Regions from separate parts of the Homo sapiens genome. Here region 2 is linked to region 1. Evidence: chromatin contacts called from ENCODE Hi-C or POLR2A ChIA-PET data. All regions are on one chromosome and are shown on one strand. Each heading gives the region's core, a stretch centred on a gene start or an enhancer-like site at or near the end of the contact. The rest is flanking DNA. Distances are from core to core; before and after follow the strand shown.

Region 1 (2,982 bases), core at 258-2,757:
TTGTAAAGCAATTTAGGGGTTCCTTCCCCTTAGCAAGATTTTCAGAAATCATACAGCTGTGGTGGCAGGGCCAGGCCTATTCCTGCTCTGATCACATCAAGGTATCCGCTATGACTACGTGATGCCTGGCCATAATCACCCACAGGAGCCTGGGCTACCAAGACATCACTGAATAGAAACAATATGGGTTTTAAAATCAGAGAGACAGGAACATGCCACTTTACTTTTGCAACCTTGGGCAAATTCATAATCTCTCCAAGTTCACCTGTAAAATAAAATTAAAATATCCATCTTCCAGACTCAGGAGTAATAAGTGAGAAAATGGATGTGAAAATGCTTGGAAGGTGTTAGGGGCTCTATTAACACTGGTTTCCTCCCTCCCTTCCTTCTTTCGAGATGTCTTATGTCACTGGACAAAGGAGGAAATAGTGTGTTTTCAGTTAATAATAGTAAATTGATTTTTAAATTCCAGATATGAAGTCCTTCCAAAACGTAGGATAGAGATCCTCTAATTCATGCATTCTCAGTAGGGACACAATCACTCCTATGGGGCAAAAAAATTTGTTCTTAGTGTATGAGAAAATTTCAGATTACTACAATTGTTTACAGAGGACCATAATACAGAAACAGATATAGAGCATATCTGTGGTATTAAAATTTCACGGGAGGCAGGATCTACTAGGATAAACGTATCTGAAACAGCTCACTGGGGATGAGCAATACATTTTTTTTTAAAGGTTGAGAAACACTGCTCTTACTCTTGGTTCGAGGTGAGAGGAAGGGTCTGTTTCCATCTACTGGGAATTAAGTCCCACCAGCCTGGTTCTGACTACCCTCAGACTAGTGAGAACCAGCAGCTAGGCATGCATTTTCTTGGCATTATGCAAAAGGTCTGATGGCCCTTTCTCTGTAACCTTTGCAAATGGAGAGAGGTGATGCCATCTCCTCTTGTTAACCTCTGAAGTTTAACCTCCAAAATAGCCACCCAGAGTGGTTTAGGCAGGTTTGCAATGACAAAGGAGAATGGGGAGTTGATATTTTGGAGAATACATTTACACCTCCTAATCCTGTGCCTGGTACAGAAGAGTAACTCAATAAATAGTCATTTCCCCTTTTCCCGCCCTTTGGGAACATGATTACCCCATACGCCTCCCTGTCTGCCCCTTTCTGCACTATGTTCAGAAAGTGTTCTCTTCCTTCCCCTCCCGGACTCCCTGGCCTTCACCATCTCAATCAACACACATAAACAGTGCAACTGCCAGACGAAATGAAAAGCAAACAGCAGCAAAATTCAAATGATGGGAAAAGAAGAACCTTCAATAATCCCCTTCCCGCCTACCCCTGAGAACTACTTTGAAATATTCTGAGAGACCTCCTGGCTGCAACACATTCTGAGGGCTGAAGACAGTACAGTGTGGGGCTGTGAAGTGTTTTATGTTCTGTTCCATAAATACTTTCCATCTGAGTCAGTTTATGCTCTTCCCCTCTTGACTCACCAACAGTGACTTGAGAGAGAATTAACTACCATTTGCCTTTTAGCAGTAACATGATGACATATCAGGGATCCCTTGGGTCATGGTTGTAGAGGTCCCTTTTTCCTCTCTATATAGTTTCTGGGTTTATTTTTTATATTCACAACCAGGTGGGTCCCCAAGCAGCCATTTCTTACTTGTGTGTAATGCTTCTATAAGTCTCAGAGTAGCTTTTGAGTCTCATTTGGTTCTTTAAGGATGCTGCTAGTAACATAAAAACTAGGTGGGTGGTGTGAAGGAAGGATGTTTCTGTTAAGGGTGCACAATCTCTGCAGAAGAAAAGTGGATGTTCTTCCTGGTTTTTTCACTCAATCATAACATATCCTTCTACTTTTAGTAAATGGAGTAAAACACAGGCAAATATGTGAACTGGGATAATAAGCTGGTGCCTTTGGGATTCTAGGTAGAAATAATAATTGGAGAAACAAAAGGATATGGAGCCTGGACTGGGAGTGGTGACTCATCCCTGTAATCCTAACACTTTGAGAGGCCAAGGCTGGGGGACTGCTTGAGGCAGGAGTTTAAGACCAGCCTGGGCAACAAAGCAAGACCCCGTCTCTACAAAAAAAATTTTTTGAAGTAGCCAGATGTGGTGGTGTGCCTGTAGTCCCAGCTACTCAGGAAGCTGAGGTGGGAGGATGACTTGAGCCCAGGAGATAGAGGCTGTAATGAGTGTTGATCAAACCACTGCACTCTCCAGCTTGAGTGACAGAGCAAGATCCTGGCTCTAAAAGACAAAGATATGAAGCCCGAAGATTTAGTATGGTGATGCATCTTACTGTTATTAAGTACTCTGAGTCTCTACTTTTCAATCTGTAAAATAGGGAAGATGATAATTCTTACTTTCCTAGGTGATATAAATCAAATATATATGAAGTTGAAAGTATAAAGTACTGACCAAGAGAGAGTAACAGAATGGTTATACACAGTGAACAATTCAAAGAACCAGGAATGGAACCTTACAAAAGATCACTCCAGTATTTCAATGGAGGGTACCTGGGTAACAGAAAGCTGGAGGTCAGGTTAGCATCAAGGAGGCTTCACAGAGTTAATTAACGCAATAGAAGGCCAGTCAATACCAAACACCACTGAGAAGTCCAGAAGTAATTTTACACATGTTATCTAGAACGTGTGGACCCAGGACCAGCAGCATCACTTGGGAACCTACTAGAAATGCAAATTTTTGAACCCCGGCCCCATCCTCACCTCAAAACCATTGAATCCGAAACTCTGGGGACGAGGCCCAGAAACATCTTTTAACAAACTCTCTGAGTGATTCTGATGGACACTTAGGTTTGAGAACCACTGATTTAGAAAAGGGAGGTAAATATAAGAAATAGCTTAAGGAGATGAAAGTGGCTACCTATAGGAAGCAGGACTGGGAGGTGGAGGGTGGAGCAGGAGAATGCTGTTCTTTAGATAAAAGCTTCTTATTCTATTTGATGTCATG
Region 2 (2,982 bases), core at 483-2,982, 350 kb before region 1:
TATTCCTGTCATAATCATCATCACCATTAAGCAATTAAATGTAGAGTTCCAAAATTTGATTATGAAACTACAGTTATACAGCCATGATTCCCGGTGATACCACGTCAGTAACAAGATTATTTCCTTAGCTTGAGCCAGTCACTACCTCATTGCATGTGGCAGAGTGTGTTGCCGTAGGCAAATGTCATTGTAGGGAATGAAAAAAAAATTGCCTGTGAGCTGCTCTCCAGAGGCCTCATCCCATTTTCCCATCGTCCACTTTACTCCATCTCCACTGCCACTATTAGGACCTTATCATTTCTTGTCTAGATTAATTCAACAGCTTCCTTCCTTCTAGTCTCCATGATTTCACCCACTAGCCATCCCCTCCCCTTTGCCCAATTTTCTCCATTTATGGTAGAGTGATCTTTCTAATAGGAAACTCCTGACTTGCCTTAAAAAGCCCTCATTGAGGCCGGACGTGGTGGCTCATGCCTGTAATCCCAGCACTTTGGGAGGCCGAGGCAGGTGGATCACGAGGTCAAGAGATTGAGACCATCGTGACTAACACAGTGAAACCCCATCTGTACTAAAAATACAAGAAATTAGCCAGGCGTGGTGGCGGGTGCCTGTAGTCGCAGCTACTTGGGAGGCTGAGGCAGGAGAATGGCGTGAACCCGGGAGGCAGAGCTTGCAGTGAGCCGAGATTGCGCCACTGCACTCCAGCCTGGGCGACAGAGTGAGACTCCGTCTCAAAAAAAAAAAGCCCTCATTGACAACCTTCAACCCACAATCCATGGTGAAGCACAGGAGCCTTGGGGATCTGCCCCCAGCACACCTCTCCACCCTTGTCTCTCACTGCTCCTGCCTTCATGGAGAGCCCTGATGAACTATTTGTAGTTTCCCCTGACTCACCTTGCTGTTACTGGGCCTGTGTGCGTGTTGCTCCCACTACCTGCAATACGCTTACCCACTTCACCTGGGTGAACTTTACTTAGGATTCACCTTAGGTGGGCATCATGTTCTTCCAGGCCCCTCCTCTAACTTTTAGTTGAGAGTATTCCAGACTTAAGGCTCCATGGGATAGGGATCTTGTCTATGCACCAGCTTATTCCCAACTGCCTGGCACGTAATGCATTTATTAAATATATATTGAATTGATTACCCTACTTGGGGCTCTTGTTTGCTTCTACACTTACAGTTCTAGCATAGCACTTAACTCATTATCATGCATCATTATTATGGGTTTGTTTTGTCTCCCATTAGACTGTGAGCTCCACAAGGCTGTGTCCTTGTCTTATACATCATTGTATTTCCAGCTTCCAACATAGTGCTTGCCATGACACAGGAAGTCAGTAAGCTCTGAATGAATGAATAGTATCTACATACCATTAATCTGAGGTTTAAAGTTTCCCCAAATTCTGAAGCAAGGGGATTTACGGACTTCCCTGACAATTTTTGGATGTCATCCCAATGATACCACTAACATTTTAAGGGACAGCTTGCATATATACATTTTTCTGGATGGCAGTTTTTTTTCCCACAGGCTTCATCAGATATTTCTCCATAGCCTTCCTCAGATTCTCAAAGGGGTCTCTGATTCCCCCAAAAGATAAGAAACTGTCATAAAAAATTATTTCTAAATATCAATTGTTAAATAAAATGTTTGCAAAGCAGCCTGATGAATCATTTCAGGCCACTTGACCCCGATGAGTTAGAGAGTTTGTGCTCTGCAATCTGACTGCTTCCAGCAGTCTCACTGCTGCTGGACTGTGGCACTTCCAATTGGCAGCAGGGCAAGTTTCTTCTGGATGAATATTCTGTCATAGGGGTCCCCCTTCCACACATACCTGTAGGAGCAGTTTGAAACTCATATGCATGGTCTTCCTGGTTCTAGGCACATGAGTCATTTAAGCTGCTGGAGCCAGGACCAGCTAGTATGCTAGCCCGGCATTCAGAAAGTTAAAATTTGGGGTCAAAACTGAGAACCTTCTTTGATCCACCTTGGCCAGACATTTTCTCTGGCTTCCATTAATAGCCTCAACATTTTTTTTTTTTCTGGCCTAGACCCACACAGGCAAGAGACCAGAGCTTCTCTAAGGAGCTAAGGGAAAGCACATTTTAAAAATAACTTGAGCAAATGAATTCATCTGGCAAAAGCAACCCCACTACGTAAAATAAACCTTTTTAGTTTCGCAATAGCAGTTCCTGAAAATGTAAACAACCTCAGGGTCTACATGCACTGAATCATTTGCTGAACAGAAAGTCCCTGGTCCAAATTCTGCAAGAATAAACACCTTACAAAACTAGGGGTCAATGACCTTCATATGGGAACAAGGAGGGTGTGGGGGGCAGCAACCCACCCTGAGGACAATGAGAAAGTCTTGAGACTTGATATTCAAAATGCTGGCTTTCTAAACCAAAAACTGGCATGAGTGGAGGGAGAAGGGGAGGGTGGGCACAGTCTATGCCTCAGGCTCTTGCTCAGACCCTACCAGGCCCCTGCCTTCCCTAGGGAAAGCGAGAGTCTACTCACTGTCATGAAGCCAGAGGAAGGCCCTGCAGGTTTCACTGTGTGTTCTGTTGACAAGATGATGGTTCCATTGAAACTGTAATAACATACTTGGCCAACTAAGCCCATACGATCGTAGTAACTTTGTACCCAGTCCTAGCTTTTCAAACATAATGATAATATGTTCTTTCTAATGTGGCCCATACTGTTCTAATGAACTTATGCTGAGTTTTTCTGAGTACTAGAATAATATTCGCCATAAATAATAGATATAATTATTCTCATTTAATATTTGCGTAGCTCTTCTTTAAAGCAGAAAGTATTTTCTCATTCCTTACTAGAACCTTTCTGTGTGAGGAGCACTGAGCTAGAACCCATATCTTAGAATGGTCAGAATTTGGAGAAATTCAGGGAAAAGGCACTGGACTCATTTTTAAAGACTAGAAAATGCAACCTCCAGAAAAAGATTCAAGAGTTTTTTACTCCCAGAG

The links. Hi-C counts contacts between places; a loop is a spot of excess contacts on that map. ChIA-PET counts read pairs that join two places held with the same protein, here RNA polymerase II (POLR2A). Pooled maps may share reads with other maps.
Region 2: a loop to region 1 is called in a pooled map, with 3 times the contacts of the local background. The contact joins two enhancer-like sites. A Hi-C loop is called at or near these places in 2 of 50 pooled maps. POLR2A ChIA-PET finds 5 or more read pairs at or near these places in 2 of 52 experiments (H1 and OCI-LY7).

What each region holds. Positions count from the first base shown.
Region 1 is chr9:27,193,101-27,196,082 of GRCh38, reverse strand. The region is part of intron 11 of TEK (TEK receptor tyrosine kinase); the gene reads right to left. Among named protein-coding and RNA genes, the nearest start is that of TEK, 85 kb to the right of the region's middle. Within about 2 kb of position 1,507, at least 2 of the 41 ENCODE cell types and tissues checked have a DNase peak (open chromatin) inside an H3K27ac peak, as active enhancers do.
Region 2 is chr9:27,539,106-27,542,087 of GRCh38, reverse strand. No RefSeq gene overlaps it. Among named protein-coding and RNA genes, the nearest start is that of MOB3B, 11 kb to the right of the region's middle. Within about 2 kb of position 1,732, at least 18 of the 41 ENCODE cell types and tissues checked have a DNase peak (open chromatin) inside an H3K27ac peak, as active enhancers do.